Regions from separate parts of the Mus musculus genome. Here all the other regions are linked to region 4. A link is a loop called in an ENCODE intact Hi-C map of the cell type or tissue named here. Cell type or tissue: heart. All regions are shown on one strand. Region 1 overlaps R3hcc1l (R3H domain and coiled-coil containing 1 like). Region 2 holds the start of Crtac1 (cartilage acidic protein 1). Region 3 holds the start of Gm41849 (a long non-coding RNA gene). Region 4 has its middle 43 kb from the start of Loxl4.

Region 1 (8,000 bases), 67 kb before region 4:
TGGCTCCTCCCGCTCTCCCACTCCTCACTCTCCCTTTCTCTGTGTGTGATGTTAGGGTTAGATGCAGGGCCAGTGCAAGGCAGGTCTCGGTCACTGAGCTGTTATCTGATGCTTTGTAGTGTAAGACGTGGATAAAAGGGTTGTCGATGGAGACTCCCAAGTAGAAATTCTGATGGTGTTGGCTTCATACCTCAGATGCAAGACACTGGCCCCATGTCTTAAGCTGACCCCATGAAATTAAGGAACAGAGGTTACCACCTAGGAAATGAGAAAGGGGATTTGAATATAGGCTTTTCTAATTAAAACTCATTTTTTTCTACCCTTTTGAAAGGTTTGGGGGAAAAATTGCCATTTCCCCCTTGGGGTAAATATTACTTTTATAAATAAATTTTTGACGTCCCCAGACAATGCACTATAATAGGCTTCTTTTTAGTTATAGATACCAAAGATTGGCTAGCAGCTTTAACTGACAGAAAATTTCTTTGGTTTGCTATAAATCTGGATGATAGTTTAAACCTGTTTCTCCTTCCTTTTTTCCTTAGTAGGAACCCAGAACATCTGAACATCGTTCTTTACCCTCAGCTCTTTCTGTAAAGACCAAAGGTAGATCACTAAATCAAGAAAGAACCCTGGGCTGTAGTAGAACTGTTGCCACTTAACTAGCTGTGTGGCTTTGAGGTCTTACCACTCTTTCTGTCCTCTTCCCAACTAGTAATGCTTGCTCTACCTAACCACGGGGAGGGTTTTTGAGTACAACATAATTTAATCTTGAAAAGGTGCTTTTACAATCTTAAGATATGGTTCTGTTTTCTGTGTTGTAATATGGCATGAGCATTGACAAGAGTATATTATGTATTGCTGCTCTTCCAGTACACGAAACAGATGGACCTGATCGGTCATGGCATTCTCCCTTGGCGCGGGTACTGACATACCCATTGCCAGTTGATCAGCGTCAGCACGGACCTAACATGTGCTCATTGTCTGTACTGTATGCTATTCTGTTATAGGTCCTTTCATTTATATATAATAATCTAACCCTTCTTTGTCCTCCATGAAGAATTCTGCTGACTGCCAGGGAGTTAAGGACAGAAAAGATAGACGTGCTTGTTGTCTCTGTACATGAACGATACTGATTACTTTGGGTTTTCTTCATAAATGTTAGTATTTTACTCTGGACTTTCATTGCCCTGCCCCTAAAAGAGTTGAACACACCTAATCATTTGAGTTTCTCTGATAGAATTTTCTATCCTACTTGGATTCTCCTGACATTATAGTGGAACAGCTTATACCTCAGTCCTTTAAGGGAGATCACTAAAGCTGAAAAAGTTGAGGAGAAGGAAGTGCCAGGCCACTTAAAGCAAATCGCAGTGTGTGCGTCAAGAGGTGAAAACCTTCAGTACATTGTTCTTGAGCATGAGTAGAGCGTCCTTTGGCCCAGGAGAGCACGCAACAGATCAGAGCTGTGCTGAGAGTGGACGTGGGAGATAGATCATCCCTGAGTGCTTTGGATTGTAGTTAATCAGGTGTTTCAACCACTGCTTCATGCTGAATGATGAAACCGCATAAGTAAAGGGCTCAGCACAGGAGTATCTGGGACATCTTCCTGTGTTCTCCATTCCAAATATTTGATTGCTGACTAAAATTAGAAATGTATGTCACTGCTTCTCAGAATAAGCTGCTCTCTCATCTTCAAAGTCTACTATAATTTTATTTCATAATTTCACTTCATTCTTAGGAGTAGATGATTAATTGGCTGGTTCTAAAAGGCCAGCATTTGGTTCATAGGTCTAAAGCAGAGGAAGTAAATAATTTAATTATTTAGTTTGATTAATTAAATCACAGCAAACTTAGAGTCATCTCTGAACAATACTTGCTCTTTTGTAGTAAAACAGATTTACCCATGGTAGCTAACTCTGGGAAACCTTTTTGCACATTCCATCGTTCTGCAGCACTGTATTACTGACCATAGTCAGATTTTCAGGGTATTTTCATGTTTTTCCTGCCTATTAATCTGAAATTCACTTCATTTCTAACCATATAAGTATGTGAAAAAATTTTTACAGAGATGTAATATTCTTTCTTTCTTTCTTTCTTTCTTTCTTTCTTTCTTTCTTTCTTTTGGTTCAGAGACAAAAATGTCAACACTAGGACTAACTGACCACTTCAAGTGTTGCTAAAATAAACAGCCCGTGGTTCCTTGCACTTAACATACTGCAGATCATCTGCCAGTTAGCTGGGGCCTGATGAGCTCTGGATTACATTCTCCTGGAACACTGATGATTATATAAATACTTGATAAACTTTGTCTGAAGCCTTGCCACAATTAAGAGTTTGCTTATACTGCTCCCTTCTCTTGATCTCCCAAGTCTGCCAGGGAATAAAGGAAGGCAATTAGATTTGCCCAGGCTTGTTCTGCACAAAGCTTGCTGATTATTACTCTGTAGGTGGCGACAAGTGGGTTTTGTGATCATTTTTTAAGTGCCCAAGTAAATTTTGAAAGTCTTTAATTTGCAGCCCTTCTCTTTCCTTCCCTTTTCTTGTCAAATAAAGCCTGATGGGGCGTTCCCTTCTCAGGCCTCAGCACCTCTCTTCTCTGACTTCAGCGGCTCGCTCAGTGGGCATTTCTATCTGTGCTTTCACACTGGAGTGGGCGTCTTCAGGACAGTTTATGGAAATGCTCCAGGCTAGCCATTCCCTTCTACTGTTCCAGTCTCTCCTACTCCCTTCTCCTACTGCTGCCTGGGCTGTTTGTGTCCTTCACTTTACGCTAAATGGAGGCCATGCTAATGACAGCCTTTTTCATGCAGCCAGTCATGTAATGCCTTCTTTTGATAAAGGGACGTGTTTCTTTCAGTTAATTTTTTCACATGCTTTTCCTTTTCTTTTGATATTTTCAGATGCCAGGATCATGGGAAGTATGCTACTTAAAAATAAGAACTGGGTTTTGGCCTCATTTCTTCCTGATAATTGAGCCTTAGCGAGTCATGCAGGTCCCCTGTCCCAGAGGGGAGCACTTGAAAGGCCCCTTTGACCTGTATTCTCTGTGTTTCATATGCTTTATAGTTTCACTGTTTCTGTGTGCTTCTTTGTTTCCATGTTTTACCACCAGAATTGACACACACATGCACACATGCACACATATACATGCTCAGGTGAGACTTAGAAGTTAGGGGACTTTTGTTAGCAAGCATTGAACACTAGACATATTTCAAAATTGTGACTTTACAAAGATGGCACAGTGTCTGTATTATATGTTTTATAACACCAAAAGCAAACACATTAGCACTCATGTTCCTTGGGCAAAGTATGTAACAAGTCACATGAAGTGAACAGTAGAAGCCTCATGTCGGGTTAGGTTTGCTAACAAAAATGAATTTTGACACAAACTTTACAATAAAAACTATTTTCAGAACTTTTGATTTTGGACTTGTGAATTATAGGGCGGTCATATTTTTCTATTGTTTAGGGATAATTTTTCTGATTTGTTTCCTATCTTAATGAACAATTTGAGTTCTAGTAAATAATTTTCCTGATTCCTTTGTTTTTCCTTGGAATTCACAACCAGTTTTTTTCATCCATGGCTGCTTTGCATTTACGTCTTCCCTAACTCAGAACCATGCTACTTTCCTAGGAAGTCCTGGCAAAGTTTGGATAAGTTTATCCTTGGCATTGCTCATGGAGAACCTCAGCCAACCCAAGCCTGCCTGCTTTGCAGTTGAATTCTTTCTTGGGCGTAGTGTTAATCAGCCTTCAGTTTATAATTTGTTGATCCTCATTTTTTTGCCTTGTGTAATTTTGTTGCTATATTCAGATGATGCCACAAGATGGTGCCCAAATAGCAAGGAATTTCTCTCTCACATTCCCAGCCAACTTCCTTCCCCTTAACAGTACAGTCAAGTGTAGTTTAGAGATTTTTTTTTAAGTGATGTTCATGATTTGGAAGATAGGTTGAGATAGCAAGTGTTAAAACTCACCTTGATTTCTGTAATCTACCTGGTTCATGACTTGAAGACTCTTTTGTAGACATTGTCAGTCTGGAATAAGAACTCTTAAAAAGAATCATTTAAGGCTTATAATATGTATTTCTGGTATTAAGGTGAATGGCTGTCAGCTATAAAGTTAGAACTGGTATTGTGCATAAAAGAAACTATTTGGAGCACAAAGTTGTATATGTTATATTGGAGACACCTACCAGTACACCTAGGTGTACCTCAGAGCTCAGTTACCTAGACACTGTGAGCTCCTTTGCTAAAGTGGTCCTCCTGCATTAGTTTTTTAGGTAGCTGGGCTTACAAGCATGGTCTGCTGCTCTCAGCTAGTATATATGTACTGGCAAATGAAAATGAAAAATGAAGTTTCTATATTAAAAATAATTTAAGATGTATTATACAATTTATATTTTTTTGTCTTAAAAATTAATCACTCCTTTTCCTCCATTTTATCTGGTGATTATTTTTTCTTTCTGGAATAGTCTCTAGAACAGTGGTTTTCAAGCTATGGGTTGATCCTTTTCACAGGGGTCACCCAAGACCATTGGAAAACACGGGTATTTGCATTGCAATTTATAACAGTAGCGAAATTATAGTTATGAAGTAGCACACATATAATTTTATGGTTGGGGTCACCACAACATGATGAACTGTATCAAAGGGTCGCAACGTAGGAAGGTTGAGAACCGCTGCTCTAGAACACTTTTGGTTTGGTTTGTGTTTAACGTGTGGAGCCCTGAGTTTCATCCTAAGCATGACAGAAAAGAAAAGGAGGAAAGGTAGAGAGAGAAAGGGGAAAAAAAAAGAAAGAAAACAAAACCAAGAGTAGTATCAATTCTTTAAAGCACTTGGAAAGCTAAAAAAATGTTAACCTCTGGGATCAGGTGAAAGGTGATCAGGGAATCCCCCTGTCTCGTGAATAATCTTTGTCTTGTAATTTGATTAAAGGAGACTTAGTGGCTGTGTGAAATCTATAATCATATGATTAACATTGGCCTTTATTTACAGAGAGAAAACGGTTGGAAGCCAAGCAACGGGAAGACATCTGGGAAGGCAGAGACCAGTCTGTGGTTTGAATATCAGTTCCTGAAAGGAATGAATCCATGATTGGGAAGTGGTTGATATTCTTGAGACAAGAGGATCTTTCCAGAGCTGTGCACATGCAGATGAGCATGTTAAAGAAAACATGAACAAAACAGACGACTTGGAGAACGAGGGTCCAGTCCTCACTCTTGAATTCAGACCTGTCCACTGTGACAGAGACGTTAAAAGGAACTGTCATGTGGGAAGGAAAATGGAAGTGGCTTCTAAGCGTCCTGGGTGGAGCAGGTCATCTTCATGTGGGTCAGGCCTCCAGGAAGTCTGAAGCAAATGTAAAGCAAAACAGGATTCAAGCCTGCAGTGATAGGAGTCGGAGGTCCGTGGCAGGGCAGGGCGCTCCTTAGTACTTCTCAGAGTTGAGAACTGCAGGATGAGGGGCAGCAGTAAGACAGGGAGAGGAAACAGCTCACAGACAGGAGTGCCTGGTGCACTCAGCCCGTACAGAGACTACACTGCTGGCCCAGAACTCCAGAGCCCCTGAACCGCAGCGCATCGTGGGTGTTTGTTCCTGAGTGTGTACTAAGCTTGGGGCCTGGTACTTGGGCCTGCACAGCAGCCGGGTCTGCTACCTTCCTTCCTCACAAGGACCAGCCCTAGGGAACTGAGTGCCGCTCCAGTTTAATCAGTGATATCTTGTGAGAGGGAAAAATTAAAGGCTATTTTATAACATAAATCATTATGGTGTTTATAAATCTTAACCCCCATCCAAAAGCCAACATCAGAAGAAGAAAACAGAAAAACCTGTAAATGAGTTCTCTAGTCTTCAAGTCTCTGATGGTGTGCCTGGTTTAGACAGGTACTAACTTTTATCAGCCCAGTGAGTATAGTGCTCTCTGTCTTCTCTGCCCTAGAGTAGATCCCTAAGTGCCGTCGTGGCAGTTCTGTGTGGCAGCTTCTCTTGCCCTCGTCTCCTCATGCATCTTCCCTCCAACCTCTTGCGTTGTTTTTCCATAGCCGTCAAATCTGACACCCTGCAGGAAACGTCTGGCTCCCAGTGTGTTCTTGGTACGATCTTAGCCTGTGCCAGAGGGGCTTGGCAAGCAGGCCCAGACCATGCAGTACAGTGATGGGCCGAGCCGCCGGACAGCTTAGAGCCACCAGCTCAGCCTTTTCTGTCTCACAGCGGCCTTCTTGGTGGTTTTGGAAAGTCGTTCTGTGCTGAGGAGACGGTAGTGCTGGTCTCTAAGGTGCTGAAGTGGCAGGAACCGGTGTCACATTGTGTTTTCAACTGGGGCAGAAGTTGCTTTTATTCCCGTGACAATGATGGATTATTAGCTTTGTCTAGAACGTGGTAGAATGGGGCTCTTCAAATATCCCTCGATGACCCTGGCCTTGGCTCTGAGTCCTGACCTGCCCCTCTTGCTAGTCCCGGCTGGAGCTCTGTCACAGTTCTTCAGCATTGTTTCTTCACTCCAGGCTTGCCTTTCCAGAGGCTCTGTACAGTGCCACCTTCCATATGTGGGAAAGCATTGTTTTCTTGGTCCTCTGTTTCTGCTCAAGTCTTCAGCTGTGTTCACTCTGCTCGCTCTGCTCTGTTTGAGCAGTGAATACAATGAAAGAAAATACCAAGGACTCCAGTACTGCCTTTTATTATTTTTATGTTATTTATTATTAATATAATAATATAAATATAATATTTATTTTTATATATTACATGTTACCTTATTAATTTTTCTGTTATTAATTTTATGTATGTCTGAATTCCTGGTAACTGTGGAGGCCATAAGTGTGTGTAGATCTCCCGGGACTAGAATTACAGTTGGTTCTGAGCCACCACATGGATGTTGGGAATTGTACCTGGGTCCTCTGGAAGAACCAGGCTCCTAACTGCTGAGCAGTTAACTGATCCAGCCCCCCAGCATGGCTTTATACCGAGAGACACTTTGAAGGCACACACTTGCCATGTTTTCACACCCTACCCCAAGTTAGATACCAGACCATGGCCATACATGTACCAGACAGCACTCACCACTGAGCTACACCCTCAGGCTGGATGACCTTGAGAAAGGACAAACATGTCTGTGAAAGGACTTCTTGTTAGCTGCTTAGAGTCCTTCTCTATAGGCATTGCTAATGTTTATTACCCAGTTTTTAAAGAAGCAACCCATCTTATGTCTGATAATCAGCTACGTTTAACTCTCAGGATAACTCCCATCAGTCTCGGAGAACAGTTTTTTAAAGTCAGCATTTGAAAGTTTTGGGACAGGGCTGTTTTTACTTCCATTGAAAATATGCTTTTTGCTTACATTATTCCAGTAGTCGGGGATGCTGTGTATTAGTAGTAAGAAGTCCCAGCCACGGCTCAAGCTTGTCCATGCAGGATAAATCCTTGGTTTATAAGAGGAGCTAATGGGAGAACACAGTGCGGCTGCTGCTCTCAGAGAACAGAACTCTCCAAGATAAGGAGAGCTGTTTGAGTGCTGTGGCTGCTCTGAAAGAAAAGTTAGCTGTGGGGGATGACCTCTCATGTACACTCTACATATATGTTTTGTATATGGTAAACGTCTAAATCTCAGGGTTATGTAGAATTTCTAGTAGAAAGCTACAGTCCCTGTGGATTCTAGTTTTCTCTTCATAGTCTAAAAGTCTATTAGCGTAACTTCTGAGGAGAGCTTCCTAGCCCTTCTCTGGAGCACACGTGAAGTCAAGGTGTGCCAGGGTGAAAGTCTTCTGAGGTTTTTGGTTCTGTCTGGAATTTGGCGGTTAGTATTCTGTTAACATTCCTCATCTAGTTATAAGTCATGCCAGCCACCAAGCTGCCCGTGTCTTTCCCTTTCAACTCAGAAGTTTAACAGCACAGCCCTTGTATAGCTTTTTCCAGGAATTAGAACTGGCTGCACCTACCACTCGTGTGATGTGGGCCGGAAAGCTGAGAGCGTGCTGTTGGTTGTCTGCCTGGCCTGCTTTTGC
Region 2 (8,000 bases), 230 kb before region 4:
CTGGAACCAACGCACACACGGGGCCAGGGGACTGGAATGTTTCCAAGAAGGGAGTGTTTTGTTTCACACAAAGTCCATCTGATTTCTTTCAAGGAATTTTTTTTCCTTTTTTCTTCTTTCTTGTTTTCTAGGTGTCTACACTTTTGAAAGGCAGATCTTAGGACTTTCCTCTATTGATAAAGATTCTGATACTTATCTTCTGTTAAGACGACCCCCTTCCACGAGCACACGAAAGGCAGTATAGGACTTGGGGAGTGACTGATCTAGTGTTACTGTGAGTCAGCACCAGAGAAACAGAACTTTTCAAACCCCCAAATTTGTAATAATAGCAGCATTAATAATAGTCTCCTTGTAATTTTCTAAGTGTTTCCACAGCTCATAATTATCCTTCACAACAACTTTGGGGGAGTTTGGGTAAACCAGCCTCAAAGGAGCAGATGTGAGTTCCAGACTAGCTCTGCTGTCTACTTGCTATTGGGTTCTGCCTGGTCATCTCTCCACTCTGGATCTCAGGGTCCTCGGCTATGAAACAGAGCTGATTGGAACATTCCCAAAATCTCTACCATCTGTAAAGCACTGCTAGGCCCCGATCCTGGTACCGTAGAGCCTTGGGGCCAGCTAATCAGTAGTGTTGGGGCTTCCCTGTGCACTAAAGGAAGGTTCAGCAACAACCTGGCCTCTCTCCCACCAGATGATGCTTGCAGTACCCTTCATTCCAACTGTGGCAATATATTATCTCTAGACCCTGCCAAAAGTCTGGGTGGTGTGAATTCAGTAATCTCTCCAGTCACTACTGCCTAGGGGCTGCAGTGGGATTGGAAACATAAGGAGCATGGGGGGGGACGGACAAAGGTCTTCTCATCCATCCTTTACTCTTTTTCTCTAGCCCTTCACACCTTCTTGTACATGTTTCAAACCCAATCTCACAGTCTTCTGCTACTTCTTATTTCTTAAACGCCCTAAGTGGTCCAGCGTGTGTTTGGTGTGATAATGAACCAATTGATTTCATACTTTCTCCTAAGGAGAGTTCACAGGTTTATGTCCCCTAAGCAACCAGCCAGACTCTTCAGAAATCCAGAGCAGAGTCCAGGCTGGCCTGGGAGCCTATCTGCAGCCTGCAGGAGGCTCGGTGAGCAAGGATTTGTCAGCACTCTTAAATCACTGGGCTCTGAGGAAGGCTTCTCCCAGCAGAAAGATCCTTCCTCAGGAATCAATAGCTCAGGGCCTTCCATCACATTCAAAATTATCCTGGGACCTGTAAAATTTCTTTTCCCCGAGCATGGCAGAACCCCAAAGTGAAAATCCAGCAGTGGGCCAGAGAGAGACCTGCCAGTCAGACTTTGCTCATCAGTCCTGATGCCACCATGACCAGAAGCTGATGTGCAAACCTCAACACTTGGCCTTAGCTGCAGAGGAAAAGATCCCACAGTGTTCCCAGTGATCCAGCACTAATAGCTCCTTCCAAATGACTAGCTCTTCGCATCGCACCTAAAGAGAAGAATCCCAAAGACCATCTTCCCCCATCTTTGCTCACCTACCCTCACAGGAAGATCCTATACTCTTCTTATACTGAATGTAATTATACTCCTCTGATCTTACGTAGAATCAGATCAAGACCGAGAAGTTAAATAGGCTGACGTGGATCTCAAACACAGTTCTCGGAATCGCACTTAAGGAAAGGAGCTATGGCTCTCTGGTGGCCTATATCCTCACCTCCCTTCTTTCTTATGGATGAAGACCCATCTTGTCAGTGAGACTGAAGAGCTGAACAATCTTGAGCATTTTCCTTGGCAATAAGCACCCACTGGGTGACCTTCAAGGGCAGGGGAGGATTTTACTTCTCAGAATTCCAGATTGGCACCAGGGTTCCTAATGAAGAAAGGCCACCAAATCTGCTAAAGTTCCAAGAAGAACCAACCCCAAGGAAGTGCATACGGTACGTAAAGAAACTGGGTGATAGTGGAAAACAGAGTTACCCATGGACCCACCAGACCAGCAGAACAGAAGGACATCAGAAATGAGAGCATCTTCTAGGTGCCCCAGATGCCAGAAGAGAAGGGATTGTTTGAGACCACAGCCTCTACTACGGTGACCTTGAGCTGAGAGCGGCAAGGATGAAGGACATCGGGGAAACACTCTTCGGGAATTTTTTTTAGTTCACCTGGGATCTGAGTTTGAGGGGGTCCCACCAGCAGAGGTGTGACTGCAGGACAGAGAGACTGTTCCAGCATGCCTTAGAGGATGTCTAGGCCTCGCCTTAGGTTCTAAGACTATCTGGTGAGGGCCTGCGCATTTCTGATTCCATTGCACGGAGTTGCACAGCTTTTGCCTAAAGATCATTTAGAGCAATAAGACAAGACAGTGGAGGGAGGAGAGAGGATAACTTGGAATTTTACAGCCCGTGTATGTTCATTATGAGAGCTTTATCTGCCCTTGTCTTCTTGCAAAGAAAATTTCCCTAAATTTACTAAAGCTATTAGTATACTCAAGTCTGGCCAGTCAGTAATTACCAGTGCCTACTGCGTAGAAACATATGTCCATTTTCACAGCACAGAAGAAGCAGGTCACTGGAGTGGAGAAAGCTCCAAACAGGGAACTGGGAATCCTGGGGCTTGGCCCCATCTCTTCTACCAAACAGCCATGTGACCTTGGGCAAGATACTACTTTTACTTCAGCTGAATTTTTTTGTAAATACATTGTACAGGGGAATGTTGGGAACGGGGTGAGGTGGACCAGATACTCCCCAGTGCTCCTCTCTTCTTTTTTCTAGTCTTAAATATTCTTAGGTTCCAAGAATTCAAAGAATACACAGATACCAAGCAAAAAAACAATGATCTCAGAGAGCAAGCGGGGCTATGTATCGGCTCTGCCTCCCCGGAATATTCTGCCATCCCACTGCTTCTGAAGTCCTAGGACCACCTGAAGTCACAGGACATGTGGTGGAAGGGTCCCAGTCCCAGTGTCCTCAATCACAATGGATGATTGTTGAGGGGTTGGTAGCCTGAGCTTTCTTAAAGCATTAAGTTACTATGGCCAGTGAAGGGTAAGAAACAAGTCACTAGTCCTGAGCTAGGTGGTTTTGGTGCCCCCTACTGGTCACCAAGGAGCCCGCTCCACCTCCAAGCTTCCACTGATTGGAAGGAGGCAGGAGAGCTTGAGGACCAACTCAGGTGGTCACAACCTGTTTAACAGAAGAATTTCCTGGTCGTTGGCCTAGTCTCTCTAAGAATCTGTGTTTCAGTCTCGGCATTACATAGGCCATTGGTCTACTCATTCACAGGGCTCCTCCATGCAACCATAGGATACCTTAACCAAACACCCTGGTGCCAAAGAATAAGCACCAGGGTTCAGAAGGCCAGGTGTAGTCCAGACAGAGAAAGGAAGACAGAGCAGCAAGCAGGTATATCACTGCACACATCCCTAATGGAAAGAAGGTCTTGGGAAATGCAGCAAGAAATGTTGACTGCAAGCAAACAGGGAATGGGGGTGGGGTGGGCATGGATTGGTAAACCCACACACACACACATAAAATCATTAGCCTAACGCAGGTATCCAAGGAGTTTGAACACATGCCCATTGGTAGGGTTGTACTACGGTGAATGGCTCAACCCCAACCCATCAGCTACAAGAGCAGAAGCCACCGGCAGCCTTCAACCTTCTCCAGAATCTATCAGCACCAACTGGAGACCAAAGTGTTCTAATCTAGTCCAGCACCAAGAACTAAACTCCCTTCCTTGCCTACCAAATTGACTTTAGAACCTGCCTCCAGAAGAGGCTTTTTAACCAAGACAGGAAAGAGAGAGGGGGAAAAAACGCCTCCTTGAAGACCATATTGGGCCAACTGTTCATATTCCCATTTTTCCACCCTCCACGTCTCTGTCTCAATACCCAAGTGTGAGGAACTGTTCAAGTCTCTGGATCTGCTTTAATTCAACGTGGGTACTTCCTGTCCCAAGTTATCATGGTTTCAAATCTCCCCTGATAGCTTTTCCCCAGGAGTTCTTCCCAGGTTCAACACAGCATCAAACCGCTGTCCTCTACTCTGGGAACCTTCTTGCTTTCTTTTCCAACTGGCTTCATTTTTCGAAGTCTTGCACCCATCCCAGAAGGTACCTCAAGTGCAACTCATGAACGCTTCCAGGAGGACGGATGAGATGTACAGATGTCACGGTAGGTGAACCCACCCAATAGCAATAGTAATCATTAGTCATTCAAGAAGGAACCCCCCACCCCCACCCCTAGGGAGGCTCCCATCCCAGCTGGGATGACTTTGGATTCTTTAGTTGGTTTCTGCAGAAGCGGGACTAACCAGGGCTCCCAACTACTGTACTGCAAAAGAATCACGCTGCATTGCTGGGCATGCCCCCAAGCCTGCCTGCTGCCCCACCAAAACCTTTATCTGATTCCATAAGATCAAGGGGGGGGGGGACCCCATGGTTCCCCTAGAATGCCAGAAAAGAGCTTGCCTGAAACATCCTTAGCTAGAAAGCCAGACCACACCTCGGTCCAGCAAAAGGCGGCTGGCAGCTACGCTGTGTACCGGGCTGGCTCCGGGAGCACTCTGCCACTCAGCGCTGTGCAAGGGGAGACAGCTCGGCTTCCCGGGAGAAGAGCTATGCCCCGGGGGATCTTCCCCAACCTGGAAGCGTTGGCAGTCGGCCGAGGATGGTAGCTTAGTCGTCCCCAAACTGAGCCCGCCAGCTGGGTGACTCCCCGGGTACCCTCAGCACAGCCTTCACCTGCTCCGCCCCCTACTAGCCCCATTGCCCCCTTCTCAAACCGCTGACCTCCATCCTCTGTGCCACTAACACGTTCTCTGCCAACTGTGGGCTGTCACCCCCACACCTCGGCTCCCATCTCTTCCACCACCTCCAGCCTGGCGCCCGCCTTGCCCCCAGCCCGCGGGGAGGATCTGCGCGCCAATAGAGTCCAGCGCCTCTTGGCAAGTTGGGAGCAGCGTCGCCGCCTTCGCAGTCCCGATCTTCCCAGGTCCCCAGCTGCATCCCCGCCACCCCTGGGGGCGTGCGGGGAGGGGTGCGCTAGGCTGGCGAAACTTTCTCCGCCGGAAGGGGTGGGGGCTCCAGGAGCGGATACTCACGCCCGGGTCAGCGCTCGGAGCCATCCTCTGGCTCTCTCAGCCCCACCGCTTGGGGGCGTCGGAGCGCGGGCGCTCGATGCTGCCTCTGCCGCTGGCGCCGCCGCCTTGCAGCGCCCAGCCCTGGTCCCGGGCTGGCCTCGAGCCTCCCGCCCCGACGCCGCGCGCTCGCTTTATACAACTCCACTCGAGCGCGCCCGGGCTTATGTAAAGGCTGGCGGAGGCCCGCAGCCAATGGCGCGGCAGCTGGAGCCGGGGCCCAAGCTTGGGGGGCGCACGCGCGGCCAATCGCGGCCCGGGGAGCCCGAGGAGCCGGGTGGGGGAAGGGGCGCCTCCCCGCGCTGATTTAGGAGCCGGGATTGCGGTGGCAGCAGCCGGCAGCCAGGCTGGCCCGGCGCGGCGGGCATTGGGGTGGGCGGCGGCGCGGGCGGCGGCGAGGGCGGGTGCCCCCCGTGCTCTGCCGCGCCCCGCCGCCGCGCCGCGTAACCTTCAGGAGGCAGCGGGGCCTGGCGAGTGGGGAGAGGGCGCCTTGAGGGACGCTGGGGACCGGGCGGGCGGGAAGCGGATGTCCCCGGGGGGGGGGGGAGCGCGGGGAAGGCAGTGCAAGGGGGGGAAGGGAGGCCGGCGAGCCCCAGGACCCCGCAGCCACGCGGAGCGCAGGGCGGGGGGTAGCGGCCGCGCTGCTGTCTTTCTGCCTCCCAGATAGCGATCTGGCGGCTCCCAGGCCCGGCCAGAGCGGCCGCGCGAGCCACGCCGATGGCGAGATTTCTCGCTGGGGAGCGAGCTCCGAGTCGATCTTTATCCAGCCTAGGGACGTGTCCGAGCGCCTCCGGGGGACTGCTCAGTATGGGGAACAGAGCTTCACCACGGTCCCAGAGGGCGGGGAGCAGGCGAGCGCAGCTCGGCGGTCAGGCGCGGCGGCCCAGGCAACTGCGGGCAGAGTCTGCTTTCCCACATCCGCGCCCTCCGCCCCCGCAGGCAGAGTCCTCACCGTACCTAGCCCCCTCTCCAGCAACACCCACCAGGGCTGAGCCTGGCCCACCTGCTCAGGGCGTCTGCATCTTTTGCCCACACGGAGTACTACCGCTTGCTCTTTCTCCGTTGTCACCAGCTGGCACAGCTGGGTGCAATGGCTTTGGTCTCTCTGGCCCAAGGGTAGTGGTGGGAGAGCAACTAACATGGAGATGACTTCGTTAGTAGCTCCCCATATACCTGTGTTTGGGGCAGGTAACTTGCTAAGGTCCACATCAATGGACCTTTTGCATCTACAATAGAACCAGGCTTATAATAGGTGCTCAGCAAGTAGTGAATTTTGACCTTTCATGAATAAGACCGGTGGATTTCTGAAAGCCAGACCCGAGGCCTCGGAGAAGGATATGGGACTCTTTGCTCAGCTCCAAAGGCTTTGCGATCACTACTCACTAACTAGCTTGGCGTCTGTATGTTTGACGCTTAAAAAGACTTGGATGAAGGTTCTGCTATAGAGTTCCCTGTCAACCAGTTCCTAGCTGGACCTGGTTATCTCCCAGTACTGATTAGAACTGTCAGCCCCGTTTGTGCTCTTCTCTTAAAAGCAGAAGCTAAGCGTAGGCAGAGTCCATCTCTTGGGCCGCCAAGGAGCTCCTCAGCGGTGAGGAACCATTGAGAATCTGGCGAAAGTCACTGGCGTCTCTTTCTGGAAAAACTGGCCAACGTTTACCCATAAGTGACTTTCGAGTATAATTTCAGGATCATTAGGAATCCCGAGACTCTGGGTGCTCGACCCAATATCAACCTGTTTCTTCAGGGTTCCAGGCCAGTGGTTTGTAATCAACCTCTCTCTAGGGGTCGGAGACTGTTCTGTACCCTGTGAGAATCTGAATGGATGTGTGGATGTGCTTCTGGGAAAGATGCTCTCTCTCTCTCTCTCTCTCTCTCTCTCTCTCTCTCTCTCTCTCTCTCTCTCTCGTGTGTGTGTGTGTCGGGGGCAGGGGGTGTTGCTAGAACATAATCCAAGGTTCTGCATCAATACACTTCATCCAGCAGCAAGTACACTTGGTCCCAAGCACACCCCTGGTCCCCAGTTCCCTCCAAAGGAGCAGCAGTAGGCTCAGCATCCCGATGGCTCACACTACCGCCCTGTGCTGAGGATATCTGCATCTGTGTGGCTGTGGTCCTGGCACTTGAGAGACTGTCTCCACACTTGTCCTCGGCGTCTTAGTCCCTGCCACTTTCTTTATGTGGAAATAAATAGCAGGTTGTCGGATTCTGTCTGATGCACGACTGTTCCTTAGCCAGAAGCTCCAACTCGGAGAGACAGCAAGTGACTGGTAATTAACCAGTCTCACTGGAGCCCAAGCATCCGAACACACCTTTCTTGGATTTGTTCTCACCTCTCTCTCTCTTTCTCTCTCTCTGCCTGGGAAGCTGTAAGCAGCAGCCCCAGCTGCCGAGACTCACCTCACCTAAACCTGACAGATTTAGTAACCAGCTCAGTAATTATCAACATTAGCCACCCAGATGTGAATAGGTTGTCGGTGCAAAACAACCCTGCAATGATCTCACTCTCTCTAGTCAGGGAAGGGGATGACAGAGCCAAGGTGCCAGGAAAGGACAGTGAAATGTAAAGTGACAGGTGTTCCACTCAGGGAGTCCTTCGAGGGATAAGGGATGGGATGGGATGGGCAGATCTGGTCCTAGAATTTCTAATTCTCCTAATGTTGCCTGTGTCTAGAAACCCTTGAAGGCAGGGTGTTTTAGAATTCAGAGAGGTGCCAAACATGTTGCACCATCCTGTGAGGTCTGGAGTCGCATCTGAAAATCAGACACATTCATATTTCCGCAGCGAAATGTCAGGATTTCTAGAGTAAGCATTGAAGGGAAAGTGGTTTCGTGTCAGTTTAGGTCAGGATTTGTCTCCAGATGA
Region 3 (8,000 bases), 210 kb before region 4:
CTCTAAGCAGGACTCTCCCTCTCAAAGGGTCTCGTCCTCATCCTCAGCCAAACAAACGTTCTTTCTCTGCAGTCACCTCAACCAAAAGCCAGTTCAGCTTGGATCACCAGCTGTCCCTTCCTTTACAGAGGCTGGTAGCACTCTAGAAGATGCTGGGCATGTACATGCCTGCTTCAACGTTTGAATTTGCTTCACAAAGCTATGACTCTGCTGTTGCACCCATTTCATAGTTAAACAAACACAAACTGAGTCAAAGGAAGCCGCAGGTAAATAGGAGATCCGGGCATGTCAGGCCATCTAATGGCGCTGGTGCACACGCAGTATCTACTGTGTACCTCGTGACCATCCTGGTGTGTTGGTTGATCGGGAAGCTGAGATCTGGGAAGGATGAAAGAGGGTAAGCTTTGCTGGTCTACGGGGCAGCTGATGTTAGTCTGGCTCCTGGCTGGTGTTGGCCCTAGAGTGTTTGCTTTTGAAACTGCACTACAGATCTTGTATATTTCTAGTCACCCTGTGTCCATCTGTTTTGGGGGAGCATTGGGTCTGCACTTTCCTGCACGGTGAAAACCATGACAGCCCTGACTTGACAGGCCAAAAAAGCTAAAAAGACTGCCACCTGGTGGCTTTCTAGGTGGTGCTGAAGAACTTTGGCTGGTGCTGTGAGCTTCTGTGTAAGAAACTGACCTTACAGAGCACCTATCATGTCTGGTGCTCTACTAAGCACTTTGCCTGGCTCCTCCCATTCATTTTCCACACTCACAGTGTGAACTTGGTCCCACTGCAGCGTCATTCCCACTTCAAAGGCAAGGGCACTGGGGCTCAGAGGCTAAATGACCCCCTCAAGGTCATGCAGACTTCAGACCCCGTGCTGGGATTCCAATTCAAGTTCTGACGCCTGGTCCTGCATCTCCTCTCCTGCTCTTCCTCTTCCTTACTCGTCAGGCCTCATAGCCTCAGGCCCTTATTCATCTCTTCTGCTTCTCCCAGCTGCAGCCATCTAGACCTCTTTCTCCTCATACAAGGCCTTCATATTCACTAGTCTCTCCATCTGCAACACACTCTTGGGTCTGTCTGTCAGCGGGATGGCACGTCTCATGCATCCCATCCAGGACACCCCTTAAAGAGGATAGTCCATCCATACATCCAAGTTGCCCGCTGTCCAGTCAGCCAACCCCATGGACTTCTTAGGGTTTAATGCCCTCTGAAGTTGTGGATTTTGCCCTGTGTTATTCCTTGGGCAGGTCAGTTGAGGGTAGGGAACGTCCATCCATGGTGGCTCCATTTTCTTTCTGCAGGTGTGACTGAAAGGGAGAGGCAGGAGAGAAGAGGGCCCATGGATGGCCTTTTGTCCATTGGCCTCTAAGGTCTTCTCACATACCCATGTGCTTTCCTGTTACTCTTGGTTTCCCATTTTGATGCCTCTTATTTCTGTCTGTCTGTCTGTCTGTCTGTCTGTCTGTCTATCTATCTATCTATCTATCTATCATCCATCCATGTATGTATGTATGTATGTATGTATGTATGTATGTATGTATGTATCTGCCCATCTGTCTGTTTATCTACCTATCATCCATCCATGTATATATGTATGCATGTATCCATCCATCCATGTATGTATGTATTATATATGTATGTATCTGTCTGTTGATCTATCATCCATCTATGTATGAATATGGGTTTATTTATCATCCAACCATCCATCCATCATCCATCCATCCATGGATACATATATGTATATATGTATGTATGTATCTATCATCCATCCATGTATGTATGTATGTATGTATCTGCCCATCTGTCTATCTACCTATCATCCATCCATGTATATATGTATGCATGTATCCATCCATGTATGTATGTATTATATATGTATGTATCTGTCTGTTTATCTATCATCCATCTATGTATGAATATGGGTTTATTTATCATCCATCCATCATCCATTCATCCATGGATACATGTATGTATGTATGTATGTATGTATGTATGTATGTATCTATCTATCTATCTATCTATCTATCTATCTATCTACCTGTCTATCTACCTGTCTATCCAGGACCAGTCATGAACTCCTATCAGAGCTGAGGCTTGGTCCAGTGTAGTAGGAGTTACACAGCAAAATATCAGTGCAGTGGGTAAGAAAAGGCTCACATTTGGTTCCCTGGGTTTGATGTGGTTTTAGTGCCTGAGCCTGTTGGTGGAGTTTGTTGTTAATTCTTGTAATTAGCTTGTATCCTACAGACATTGCTCTTGGCCATTTAGAAAGGGGTTTAATTGGTCATCCAGGCCTGGACCCTCTTCTGTTCTCCGACTTTATTACTTCCTTCACCACGTTCAGAACCTGGAAAGGTAGATTAGCATCTTGGGATTATAAACAGCCCGTTCTCACTCACCCACACTTGGACAGGCTCCAGGAGGCAGACTCCGGCTCGACAATTTGAATTTAGAGACCTGCTCTTATACAGAGAAGGCAGACCCAGACTTGGTGCCTGTGACCCGCTGGTAGGAGGGGCAGGCTACACACTTGCAGAGGTGAGTCTGTGGCCATGACAGGAGTGGGTAATAGGCATCATTGCTAAGCTGATGCCATTTCAATGAGGGGCTGTGAGGTGTCAGGGGGAGTCCTCAACCCTCTCATTAGACCTCCCATTGTGGCACTGTGTTTCCTTCCTGGTTCTGGAAAAATCAGCAGAGCTGGATGATCACAAACTGCCTACAGTGCTGATATTCTAGGCCTTTCTCTGAGAGTGTGTGTGTGTGTGAGAAATTACCAGAGGAAAAGAGGTTCTTGTCCACTGAGCAGGAGCCTACTGGCCTCAGATGCTGAGCTGGGCACATGGCCCTAGAGGGAGAGGGTTAAACACACACAGCCAGAGAGCCTGGAGCAGGGGTGCCCATATGCTCTCACTTACCACAGACAGCTAGCACCTCACTCCTTCCCTACGCTCTGGTCCAGAAAGCTTTGTCCCTCAGAATGGCTGTCCCTTCCCATGGAGCCTGATGCTGAAGGAATGGCTCAGTTGGGGACCAGATTGGTTGGTTTAGTTCAGACTGCTCCTGGCTCCCGGCTCCTTGTTAGGCAGCTCAGGGGTGAAAGCTGACCTTCATGTAAGTAATGGGCAGTGGACCTGTGTCACAGACTGGCCCTACAGGACAGTGTAAATCTGTTATTACATCATCCAATGTCCACCTAGGGCTGCGTATTTGCTGAGACCAACAGCAACGGCAAGAAAAACATCAGCAGCTACTGGCTGGACTCCGAGCACAGCGACACACTTATGCACATGGTGCCTACAAGGGGCATGAAAAGAATCCTTTTATTTCCTGGCTGTGGAGGCTGGGTAGCCAGCTTTGAAATATGAGACACATACCTTAAGGCTGAGTTACCAGAATGGACAGGCATCTTTATGTTGGGAAGATAGTAACTCACTGGACAAGACAAGAGGCTGTATTTTCACAATGAAAACTTGGAAAACGTGACCTGGCACATGGTCTGGTGCCTGAGCAAACCTTGCAGGACCAGGAGCAGCTGTCAGTTCTGTTCTCAGCACGGCCACCTGCTTCTTGGTAACCCTGGGTCCCACATTTCCTGTTTATCACGCTGCTATCCGGTTATGCAGCCCCCTGCCCCAAAGGTTCATCACTCTGACCTATCTCCCCCCACCCCCAGAGTAGCCCATGCTTCTAATTTGTAACTTCATATCTATAACCAAACTGACCATTTTCAGACTAAAGCATCCTGTCCTTATTTATTTTGGTAGATATTTTAGTAGTTGGTTGGTATAATTCGCACTAAGATGTGAATGACTGACAGCCACCTGCGCTGACAGATGTCTTTCTTTTTAAAGATGCTAGTTGATGTCTTACTCACAGGATCCCAGCTGCCTGGCAATCCGGGCTCTGTGGGGCCAGGCCCAAGAAGCTAGATAGAGAGACGGCACCCTCCTCAAGATGCTGTTTTCCTCTGGGAGAGGTTTTGTCTGATCCACCTGGTCTCTGACCAGAGCCCAGTGGATATGGAGAGCCCTTCCAGTACCTCTCCTGTTGGCAACACCTCACCTTTCAGAACCCCCTCTTCAGTGAGAAACCATTTTAATAAGGCTGTAATTTTGTTACAGAAGTTTGTAATTAAATATCCTTAAAAGAAATGAGGTTGTGGGTCCCTATCTCCCAATTTATCATAGACTTAATGCCCCAAGTTACACACTGTTTAATTAAGAATGTATCCCCGTTGTAACTGCACGCAGCTTCCTAGCCTTAGAGATAGGCAGTGCTCAGAATCTATCATGAAGGGTGCTCTCTGTTCTTGTTGTCCTGTTTACCAAGAAATCCAAAGTGAAGGCAGCTTTCCTAGTTGGAAACAGTAGGCTCTCCCTCACCCAACCCTGCGGGGCTTCTTTCTCCCCCAGTAAACCCACCCTTTTTTGCAATCCTCCTTAGACGCTGAAGCACAGTATCAGCTTCTTAATTGAAGGAGCCAACATGCTCCCCCTGCTGGTTGAGGACAGCCAATACACCTGTGTGCTGGAAAATCACAGCCCCATCTTTGGGTTCCTGGGAAGCCATGGTAAGAAGAGCACCTACTATGTGCTAGGAGACCATGGTAAGTGTACCTACTATGTGCTAGGCGCAGTGCTAAGGGATATAAAAGGACCAGAACCATGTTCCAAAAGAACTCAAATCTGATAGGAGAGACAAGATGTACATAAACATATGTAGTGGGCTAATGTCTGTTGACTACATCACAGAAGAGGGAAGAGTACTTCTTCCACACAGATGAGAGTCCATAAGGAGGCTAGCATCCGACTTGCATCTTGGAGAAGCAGCTAGGTTTTGGAAGGTTACCAGGGAGAGGACGGCCAGGATAGGATGATGCTGGGGACCAGGGACCTGAAGAAGCCTGCGCACTGGTGAGAGAAGAGCTTTGTCTGTGATGGGAGTAAGTGCTGAATCGGAACCCAGAACACACATTTTCACAGTCTAGCTCTTACCAAGAATCCCAGGCCGAGGGAGGGAAATGCAGATATGTCAGGGAAATGGAGGAAGGAGCTTGTGTTGCCACAAGAAATTCAATCCCACTTACCGAGGAAGCGAAATGGTCTGGTTAATTTAATTTCCTAATTAGATGGAAGTTCTGTAGAAAGCTTGCTTTGTTAGAAATGTGGATTTTTTTTTTAAAAAAAAGCTTCCTAGAATATGTTATGCCTCTGTCCTGCTTTAGCAAGCAAGCAGAGGCAACCCGTTCAGCCACTGATAACCCTGGACCTTGCCGTGTCTCACCGTGTAGCTGTGGAGAACAGAGCATTCAGGCCATAATCCAGAGGCGTGGCAGCTCTCACACTTGCCACCAGTAGTGAATTTACCTGCTGCAGATTTCTTTATCACCACCTACAATAGTTAGGTTTCTTTATTAGCATGGATAACAGCATTCTGGTCAAGCTGGGATCCTGACTTCCTGTGCCCCAGGTAATCGAGGCTTTTCAAGTTCTTTAGAGAAACCCTCCAGAGCCCCAGAAAGTGCTGCCCACACCCAGAACTCCGCTAGGCAAAAAGACTTCTCCAGAAACCTGCAGATATCTGGAGCTTGTTTGCAAAGGAGCAGGCAGGGCATTCTGCTGACACTGGCTGGTTCATGCACATGTCCCCACTGGGATGCCCCTCCCTGCAAATCATGAGAAAGCAGCAGAGCTGGTCTGGGTTGGGTGTCACCTTGGATGTTGAGGCTAACCTCCTGGATGGTCAGTAATTCCTGCTTTGAGAGTCATGTCCTGTGTAGACGTCTCCTATATTTTAACAGGAATGCTCTATGACTATTGCACACACCAGGCATGATGGGACCTGTTCTTAGGTTTTTATGGAGAGTTCACACCTTGCATATTTGGGACTCTGCCTTACAGATCTCCTGGTCTGAAGGAAGCCTGCTACCACCTTGTGAGCATCACAAGAGACAAGGGACAAGGACCTGGGGCCACCAGCCATGTAAGTGAGCCTCAAAGCTGAATCCCCAGTCTTTCAGGTGACAGTGGCTCCGTGATATCTTGAGTACCACTTCAAGGGAATCAGAACTGGAGCCACATGGCCCAGCTGTCCCCAGAATCCTGACCCCAGAACCTGGGGGAAATAGAAATGGGAAGTGGATAAATGGGAGGAAATGAGATGTGCTGCTGTAGATAGCCAGTGCCCTCAGGGAGTCCTCATTAGGGTGAGGGATCCATAAGTACTGTCACCCTAACTCAAAGGCTAGGCTACTCTTGCATTCCAAGATTTTAAATCCAGACGTGACCATGACACTTAGCCGGCTCACTTTCCTCACTTACAAACAGGAAAGGCGGGACCAAAAGGGAATGGCCTTGTGCGTAGACATGTTGAGACAAGGCTCAGCTTTCTCCTGATTTGGGGTTCAGCTTTGCCTCCCTATTTTCTATTCCCAGCCCTCACAAAGCTCCCCAGTTTACTACTGCTTCATTTACTAAATGACTGGAGAGTTCCTACTATGTACTAGGAGTTATGCTAGGTCCAGAGCAATAAAGAGGCTCTGAATATACTTGGAAACTATGGGAAAAAAATCTTTCATTGAAATAACACATACAAGAGATAGGGCTTGATCAATAAATGAATCAGGAGATGCATTTCAGTGTCTGCTCTGCTACTGAAATCCCGGATTCCTTGGTCATTTTTTTTTAAATGAAACTTTCAAGCCAGTATTCAGTCAGAAGACACAAGATTAAGGCACAAGATTAAGGGCTAGAGAGATGGCTCAGTGGGTGAAGGCACTTACTACCAAGCCTGGTGACATGAGTTCAATCCTTGGGACCCGCATGGTGAAGGAAAGGACCGACTCCCACAAGCTGTCATCTGACTCTCCATGATATGCACTGCGACACATTCAGGCAAACATACCCACAAATAAATAGATATAATAAAAAAATTAAAAATAGAATCGGGGCTATGGAGATGACTCACTGGGTAAAATGTATGCTGGACAGACACAAAGAGCTGAGTCCAGAAGACCCATGTCACCTCTGTACCCTAGCAGGGTTGTAACGGTAGCAGGAGAGGGATTTGGAGCTGAAACCGTAAGTTCCGGGTTCAGTGAGAAAACTTGCTCCAAAATCAGGAGACAAGCAATAGAGGAAGATGCTCAATATTGATCTCTGGCCTCAATAGGCAGAGATATGTACCCATATGCACACACACATGCACACATGGACACCCATGCACGCGCACACACACTCGGGGAGACAGGGAAGAGGGATAATAGTGTTATCTTGGAGAGCAAATGTTAAGGTATTGTACAGGGAAATTGATCTCTTTGAAAATTAACCACGCTCTGTGTTCTCCTTTAACGTATATGAAACACTTTACATCCAACCATCAGGGTTCCCTGATACGTTAGAAGCTCATCTGTGAGTGATCGTGACTCCATAGGCTAAGCACTCTTAACGTGACCTAACCTGCCATTTTAGATGGGAAAATGGGCACGAGGAAGGGCAGTGGCTTGCCCTTCCTCAAAGCGAGTTGCAGTAAGTGAGACCTGGTCCTGGCCCCCCCACAGCAGAGCGCTGGCTTACAGGAAGTACACACACATGAGGAAACACAGTGCTTCAGATAGTCCCATGCTGGTATTCATTTTCTTTTAATATCTCTCAGGGACAGACAGAGTGGCTCAGACAACATCTCTGTCTCTAGAGCCAGGCTAACAGGCATCAAAGCATACCTCCTAGGATGGGGCAATTAGAGTAAGGGCCTGGCAGAGCCAGCAGAGTGGAAGAGTCAGGCTATGTAGCAGAGCCCCCCAAACATCTGAATTCACAGTGGCTTTGGTTGGTCCTGAGGGCTCAGGTGGCTCTTCTGCCACATGGTGACAGTTTAGATGTGAATTGGCCTTGGGTTACCATGTTACCAATTAGTTTATCAATGTGTGGAGGAGCTGGGCCTTAGTGCTGGCCACTGGTTTCAGACATGTCTTGCCACGTACTAGTGCGCACCTTGGGCCAGCA
Region 4 (8,000 bases):
TTCCAAAACCTGATTTAAAGCTATTGAAAGTTTTGTGTTCTGAAAAATTACCTCATCTTTTTTTAAAATGTAAAGCATTTTCTTCTATTGAATGTTGAGATTAAAAGAAACGCTTGAAACTGCCATTTGCCGGCACGGCTTAAAAACATTAGGGGCTAGCTCATCTTTATCCCTAATAAACAACAACAAAAAAGCTAAATTGGCTCTAATTGCCTCTGTATTTTCCCTTTTTAGCACTGGGTTATGGAGTGCTGGGGAAAAATCTAGAATTATTCTGTGTTTTATGTTCCTCGTGAACCTGATATTGTATCCGGCGCCAGTGTTCCTTATGTTTCTTGTCTTAAGCCAATGGTCCATAGTAGATGTAAATTAAACTGAGTATGACTAAGTGCAGGAAGACTTTAACACTGCATGCTGGTGAAATCCACGGGTGTTTCTCCTTCAGCTGAGCCGTGAGCCAGTGGGCAAGAGACCAAGGAGTCTCACTGCCAGCTTGACCAGGTCTTCCACACAACCGTGGGCAAGTATGTAGGGATGCCAGCTGCACACTCCTGTACCTGCATGTCTTTTTGTCTGAAGCGGTAACCTCTTCGCTCCTGACTTCAAAAGAGATGGAAACCATTGTCATGGCCTTGAAGCATGGGGCCCCTTGCAGAGTGCAAGCACACTGTGGGGAAATGTCCCCAGTAGCCCACCAGAGCCTGGTACACATTTGAGATATGATTATCTTTGTGGGTTGCAGCTTCCTGTCTCCAGCCTAGGGTATTTTATAAACACTTGACTGTGTGCTGGCAGGGCATAATCTTATTTGCATAATATTGGAGGGGTAAAAAGCTAAATAATTTTCAAAAGGAGGAAAAACCAATCAGCCCTTTTTGAGTATATTCTGCTTCCTGGGTTAGTCAATTGCATTTCCCAGGCTTAGGTTATGTCTATACAACCCAGGGTTGGGGTGTGAGGGGGTGGGGGAGCTCTGATGGTCAGAAGGACCAGGCAGCTGGAAAGGAAGGCAGACGTCCCTTAGCCAGCATGTGAACTCCCAGGCCCTCCCTGCCACAAGGAGCAGAGATAATGAAGATGGAACAAGTTCAGGGAAGGGCGACCGAAGCCATGCAGGAGACATGACTTACGGGAGAGAGTTTAATTGGTTTAGCCTAAAAAGCCCATTACGCTCTCTAGTGGACATGAAAAGGCTATAAATATCTGCAAGGTGACAACAAGGGAGAGAGGCTGAGATCCATCTGGCTGGGCAGGACCTTTGAGACTGACTCAGAGGGATCAAAGACTCCGCTAAGGGTTGAAGCCCACTTCAGGGCTTTTGTGAAGTCAAATCCCTCTGTCCTGAAAATACACTCACCAGCTCTGTCATAGAGAATGGACCCACAGGGTAGCATCTAGCTGAAGTGAAGGACCTGGCTCAGACTCTTCTTGCCCCCCGCCCCCAGAAGCTTAGCCAACTTGCTAACCATCCATCTTTGTCAAGGCTTAGCTAGAAATCTCCATGGGGTGGAGGCAGGTCCCTGGGGTCTCAATCAGTTCTAATACCCACCTCCCCAGCCCCCCTGTGAAGAGTGGCCATGTTCAAGATGGAGTTGGATAGAGAAACACACACATAACAAGGTGGTGGGCAGCCTCCCACCACGGGGTCATGGGACAGATAGGATTTTGAAGGACCTGCCCAGTCACGCCTCAGAAGAGCTGGACTCACTAAATCCTCAGCTGAAGCTGGCGGACAGCTGCAGCCTTCAGGGCAGGAGCTGGAGACAGGGTGGAGGACCCCATGTGCATGTGCAGTCAGAGAAAGCTGGACAGTGTGGGATTCATCTCCACCAGCGAACAAGCAGGTCTTTGTGATGCAGCGGCAGAAGACAGAATAGGAGTCGAAGCTTCCGGGCTGGGTGGCCTCTGGTATTCCTCAAGATGGAGACTGTGGGAGTGGGAAAACTGGTCCAGGAGACAGTTGCTGCTCTTGTTTTCTTGTATTTGTTCCACTGGGGTAGGGCTGCCCAACCCCACTGTCTAGAAAGGAGACTAAGCCCAGCACTGAGCACTTGGGCTTAAAAGCAGCTCAGTGAGGCCATTTTACAGATGGAGCAGATGCTTCTAGAGGTAAACTGTCTGCTTTGAGGACTTCTCCTCTTGCAGAAGCTGAGTCTCAGAAGGGTACCACATGGTTCTCAGACTGAGGGGCTGACCTGTAACTGAGCAGAGAATCTTACCCAGAGGGCCAAGGGGCAGCCCCTGGGGAGCCCATTGCTTCTCTAAAGATGTATTCAAAAGGTGCGTGGGCATTTTTAATTGGTTCTTGTCTCTCTACCATCCCAGCTCTCTGTTGGGAGGGTGAGCCAGGGCCAATTGCATCCATGAAGAAGATGAGGAAAGGGCTGAGGGTTATGGGGATGCCACTCACAAGAAGCTAGTGGTCCCCAGGTTACACCAGGTCATAAACACAGCATCCATTGACCATGGTGAGAAAATCTCAGCTGTGTCTCAACTGTGCTAGGGTCTGAAAAGTTTGAAGGGGGAGTCCTCTAGCACTTTGGGTCTGTCCTTGAGTGTATGAGTGTGTGTGTGTGTGTGTGTGTGTGTGTGTGTGTGTGTGTGTACCCGTGACACACCTCTCTTGGTCTCCAGACTTGCTTCATCCTGGGGATGTAGCTTGCTTTGATTTCTTAAGGTCGAGCTGGGGCTGTGGGAGTTCCTAGTAGGGCTGCCTGTACCTGGAGTCCATTCTTATTTGGGTGGGGTAAGGATTCTCAAGTGACTTGGGAAAGTGATGGACAGGAAACAGATGGGCAGAGAGCTGTTGGGCAGCAGCAGCAGAGAGGCCCAGGAAGCCCCGTGTATCTGGGCAGGTATCACTGGTGCTTTGGGGACACATTACTGCCTCTCTCCTTTTGTATGTTCACCACTGAACCCAGATTTGCCCACCAGTCAGTGAACTAAATCTCACGCTTTCAGGAGGTGGATCAGCTGGGAGTCCCATGAACAGGTCAGTTCTTTTGGGATCTGTCCATCAGTGTGGTATTCCATCCTCTTCCTCTCTTCCCTCCCCTTCTCACCTCTCAGCCCAGCCCTTGGCAAGCTGCTTCAGCTGGCCCATTACCAGCACTCTCCTGCCCTCTTATGGCCACCCTGGAATCAGCCTCTGATCAGAGCCTTTCCCCAGGCCTGAAGGTGCAGCAGCCTAGGGAAGTGGGCTTGGTCCTGAACTTGGTGTGTCTAGGGCCCTGGGAGAGAGACAGAAGGCTTGATTCTACCCTGAGCCAGGGGGCTCCTTCCCCAGAGACCACCTAGTTGGCCACCCTTGGATTCTCTCTCCATTCGGGAACAAAGACAGTCCCTCAAACCAGTCCCCTGCTCAGAAACTCAGCTCTTTTTTTCCTTCTCAAACATTGTTTAACCTTTTGCTCCCTTCTTCATGCTCTGTTTCAGCTTCTGGGCTCCGGTCCCCATATCTCTGCTCCATTTCTCTGAAGGGCTGGCCCAGAGGGAGCACTCTTTCTAATCATGGATCCACCCACATCTCATGGATGCCAGAAACATGGCAGGCGGTTTTAAAGTCATCTCAAGTCCCATTGCCCACCTCTAGACTCCTCAGCAGCAGTCATGGTACTGCCAGAATTCTGTCTTTGGCTTTCTTGTATGGGGGTTTAGTCCTATTCTGCAGCGGTGGCATCTTTGAGCTGATGCAGTAACTGCGCATCACTCATTAGATGCGTTGGAGGTTCTCAGCCGGTATATGGCCGTCCAAATGCCGTTTCACAACAACTCTGTGTTTGCCTCTCTCACAGCTTCATTGATCATCATTTCTCCGGGACAGCGGGTATGTTGGGAAAGAATTTACATGAAACACCATTTTGTACTTTAAACACAGGAGGTGCACATAGTTAGGTGCCCCCCTCTGAGAATGGTTTGGGGTGCACAGACTTTCTGTCCCCTTTCTTATCTTTGAAGGGGGGTTTCCTGGGCATCTTTATCTTCCTGACCACAATCCCTCATTTTCTGGAAGAGCATATTAGCTCTGTTCTCTGAGTTGGGGCAGAAATAGGGCCCTACCATGTCTAGGACTGGATCAATTTCTGTATGCAGTAGGCCCTCACAGGTAAAACTGAATGAGTAAGTTGCTGTGTAGGGGAGATGAAGTGGACCTAGACTGGAAGGGCTAATTTCAGAATTACCCAGCACATGGGGCAATTTGGGGTCCTGACCAGCTCCTGCTCTGGAATACTCTGGAGGCTTAGGAAGCAGTTGTCCTGGGCAGGTGTTTGTTATAAGCACAGGGATGGAGAGGCACCGTTGCCACCGTCCAGGACTCAGGATGGGCCTGACTCTGTCTCTGCCTCTGTCCACTGTCGCTTTGCTAGAGGAGCACATCTCTGAGGAAATGACCATGGGAGTCTCCCAGTGGAGGCTTCCCTAGAGCTGTGCTCCCAGCCATGCTCCCCGCTGTGTGTCTGACACACAGATATGAAGAAAGCCATGTAGTGCCTGAAGAGCCCTACACTGGCAATCTGGGCTCCACTTCCCATCCCAGCTCCGCAGTTTCTGAGCTGTACGACTTTGAAGAGATCACTCCTTGTCTCTGACCGACTCTTTTCTGGTGACAAAATGAAGATGCCTGAAATTCACTCCACCAGGACCAGACACAGAGCACAGGGTCAGCCAGTATTGACCAGAAAGTCTAAATGGTTCCTCCTCTCCTTCCATGACAATTTCCTGGCTCACCTTCATTTCAAAATAGTAACTTGACCTTGAAAGCTGCTCTCTTTTCTTTCTCTGCCTCTCTTGGTCACTCTTTCTTTCCAAGTGAGGTCTCTGGGTCTTAGCATCCATCCTTCATTACAAAGTGAGGCTGTTACACAACTCACAGGGCTGTGTGAAGACAGGAATGATGTATAGCACCTGGTGTCAGGCTCACACACAGAGCACGCTCAATGGAGGCCATTTCGGTTCAAAGGAGAGGGACCGTACCCTGGTCATAGGACTGGACTAGAAATGAGCCGAATCTCCAGGTAGGTGGTCACGTTCTAGCTATCCCTTGAGGGATGCTAAGACTGAATGAGCAGAATTAGAGAAAAACTTTATTATGTAGAGTGACCAAGGCCCTGTGGGGTTGCTGTGAGAGCTTACCTGGTGCCTGGCATCTAACTGGTAGACTTCTTATCTAAATCTCCCAGGTTTTCTTGGCCAGCATGTACCCCTTTCACATGATCTGTTGGTGACATACACCCTCCATTTTGTGTGTAGTGGCTCTTTGTGCCTGCTTCATGTCATGCAATAGGAGAGGACCACTGGCCAATCCTCAACAAGGCAGGCAGTGTATCAGGATCCAGAGAGGCTCCAGGATCTGTCCCATAACCTCTCTTACTGATCACCTCCCGGGGCCTGGGAATGATGGATGTAGGGCCCAAGGTCACACACTCCTTGCCAGAATCATGCTGCCCACAGTGCAAGAAGGGCCTGCTAGGTGCTCCTAGGTCCCTGTCAGCTCTTGTTCAGGTTTGTGTCTCCCTCTGGGTGGGGTGCATAGAAGAGACACACAAGTGAACTACTATTCAAACTGAGGCACTTCGGAGAGCAAAATGAGTTGTGTTTCTAAATACATGGGGCAACCGGTTTGAGCAAGCCAGATTGGTTCCCTGTATTCTAAGTCGTGGCTGAAGACTGCAGATCTGGGGCAGGGCTCAGCTGCGGGCTCTTGCAGACCCTTCCCAAGCCCTCCCTCCCTTTGCCTTTTGTGCTCCCAGGTTGAGCACAGCTGTAGGAGCAACAGCAACTCCACACAGAAAGCAGTGCTTCATTCACTCTGCCCGTCACAGGCAGTCAAGCTGCAGACTCTGAAAATATGAGCCCCTCCCACAAGGAGTCAACGTGACATATCAGATGTTCAGGCACATCCCTGGGCTTCTGCCAAGAAATGACACTGTCAGCTCTCTCTGAATGGCAGGCTGGTAAGTGATCTGTAGAGCTCTGCCACCTTCTGCAGTTCCCTTGCTCTGTCTGACATTCTCAAGAATGTCTCATTTCACAGACAAGGAAACTGAGGCCCAAATCCCACATCTATCAGGTGGCTGATACAGGTCTTCTTCATCGGATTCCTCCAGCATCCACCCGTTTTTGCCAGCCAGAGCCTTGGTCTGCAGTCAGAGCCTCGTGCTGAGACCAGAGCGGGACTTAGGTATGAGGACTGGGAGTTATTTGCTGAAACCTCAGGGTAAGTAAGAGACACGCTGTGGTTTTGACTCAGTGCAAACACCTTAAGGAGAGGCCTCTCTACACTGGGCCAGCACTGTAGGAGATGCTTACCTCCAGCCAATGGAGCCAATGTTCTGGAATCTTCCTTGGCGTTCACAATGATAGGTTGGTAAAGCTTTCTAGTTTCTTTTATTTTCTACATTCTCCAGGCTTTTAGGTTCAACTTGTCTCTGTTACTTGCCCAGTGTTTCAGAAGCGTAACAATGTATCAAGGAAAGGGATTGATGCTGAGGAAGCCCCTACTGTGTGTCTAACAAGCCCCTACTGTGTGTCTAACACGCTCCCTCCTTAAATCCTCCATGTGAGCCTAGCAGATAACAGAATCCAGGATCCAGAGGAGGCACAGAGTCTGGGATGTGTCCAGGGCCACACATCCAGGAAGGAGAACCAAGGTCTTGGGCTGAGTGTGACTGGTGGCTTTTCTCTGACCTGTTAGTATGAAGATCACAGGGAACATTTCTCAGGAGCCAGCAACACGGCTCAGCATGGGTGCTTTCTGTGCAAGGCTGGCTGGCTACCTTGGATCCCTGCAACCCAGATAAAGGTAATAGGAGAAAAGGCAGACTCTCCCAGCTGCCCCGAGGCCTCCACATGTGTGCTATGGGAGTGCATCCCTGTGCCCACGTCAATAATAAATGAAACAAAGCAAAACAAAAATGAAGCCAGTGACAGCTTGGGCTGGAATTTAAGCCACAATTAATTGAGCCAAAGGTAGAAACTGTCCCTAGACATGAGGGACCCTTGGGGACATTAAAATGTGCTTCTTGAATGTCAAGGATAAAGTTCTTCTAAGCTGCCGACAAATATCCATGAAAGGAATTTTAGCATTAAATAAAGTTCGACGAGTTTTTATCGATACCTTCTTAGAGCCATGTATGTGTGGGGTGGGGAAGGCCAGTAGGTAGTCCTGGCAACCTCACACTACTGAGGTAGAAGTTGTCAAGCATAACTGAGAGGCAGGGCTTCCAGAAACTTCTCTTAGAGCTCACTGACATTATTTTTAAAGGTTCTAAGAAGAATACTGGCTCAACTTTTTTCAGTCCAGACTTTTCTGAATTTTGCAATGGTCCCTCCTCTACTGCCCTCTTGCCCCTGGGGAATGTTTGCAAACATCTTTGGAATAGTCTAGGGGAGCCCCATCGGCCTGCAGGCAGCTCCACGGTGGGGGCCTGGGCTGTCAAAGCCGAAGGACACGCCCCTTTCTTTGTTCAACAGACCATGGGGCTCTGCTGCGAGGACTACAGAAGCTTCTCTTTGCTCTCTTGGTCAGAAAAGATGTTAGCTCCAGCTAGGATCTAGCTTAAAACGGGTGTCCTTCCAAATTGGGGGATTACTCAAACCTCTCAGCCTTTGAGCTAGAGGGATCCCTCGGGTCAGCAAACAAGTGTTCAGGCACGTGAGTGCCGCGTGGCTTTCGGAACACATGCAGGAGCGGGTTCCAGCAGGAGACTGATGCAGCCTGAATTGTAATCAGAGGAACACACTGGAAAACAACAGATTCGGGCCCTTTGCCTCTGGGCCGGCTTGGCAGCGTGGTGCACAGGACTCTGCTTGCCTCTGTGCTGAGCTCACCCTGCCAAGAGCCAGACTTTGTCCGAACATCCATGTGCGGGCTGAAGAGGGGAATCTGTTGACAGGACCCAGCTTCCAAGCCTGGACCTCGTGGCCATAGCTCTTCTCCAAAGTGACACGTAGCCAGGGCTGTTTACCCAGCAGAGTCAGTGCTTGGAGGCCACTTAGCT

The links. Peaks named below come from ENCODE experiments on the same cell type or tissue, not always from the same donor. Only the 100,000 strongest peaks of a DNase experiment are listed, where the experiment ranks them.
Region 1: it touches region 4 in a loop (6-fold over the local background); 18 of 42 quality-filtered maps call a loop at or near these places.
Region 2: a loop joins it to region 4, with 2.3 times the contacts of the local background. A loop is called at or near these places in 5 of 42 quality-filtered maps.
Region 3: a loop joins it to region 4, with 4 times the contacts of the local background. A loop is called at or near these places in 9 of 42 quality-filtered maps.

What each region holds. Positions count from the first base shown.
Region 1 is chr19:42,585,608-42,593,607 of GRCm38, forward strand. R3hcc1l (R3H domain and coiled-coil containing 1 like) reads left to right here. Exons shown (of 7, transcript NM_177464.4): 7 at 4,998-6,649. The coding sequence ends at 5,065. Loxl4 (lysyl oxidase-like 4) reads right to left here. Exons shown (of 15, transcript NM_053083.3): 15 at 6,672-8,000. Among named protein-coding and RNA genes, the nearest start is that of Loxl4, 23 kb to the right of the region's middle. In heart, a CTCF peak has its summit at 3,821 (motif pointing right); no DNase peak of the experiment used is centred here; H3K27ac peaks cover 744 bases.
Region 2 is chr19:42,426,512-42,434,511 of GRCm38, forward strand. Crtac1 (cartilage acidic protein 1) reads right to left here and starts at 5,277. Exons shown (of 15, transcript NM_145123.5): 1 at 5,099-5,277. The coding sequence starts at 5,122. In heart, CTCF peaks have their summits at 3,095 (motif pointing left) and 5,143; no DNase peak of the experiment used is centred here; H3K4me3 peaks cover 1,766 bases; H3K27ac peaks cover 644 bases; H3K27me3 peaks cover 7,596 bases.
Region 3 is chr19:42,439,609-42,447,608 of GRCm38, forward strand. Gm41849 (a long non-coding RNA gene) reads left to right here and starts at 4,449. Exons shown (of 3, transcript XR_877862.1): 1 at 4,449-4,603; 2 at 5,898-5,979. In heart, CTCF peaks have their summits at 637 (motif pointing left) and 4,498 (motif pointing left); no DNase peak of the experiment used is centred here; H3K27me3 peaks cover 6,957 bases.
Region 4 is chr19:42,652,118-42,660,117 of GRCm38, forward strand. No RefSeq gene overlaps it. Among named protein-coding and RNA genes, the nearest start is that of Loxl4, 43 kb to the left of the region's middle. In heart, CTCF peaks have their summits at 1,178 and 3,125 (motif pointing left); DNase peaks (open chromatin) are centred at 3,114 and 7,764; H3K27ac peaks cover 631 bases; H3K27me3 peaks cover 2,867 bases.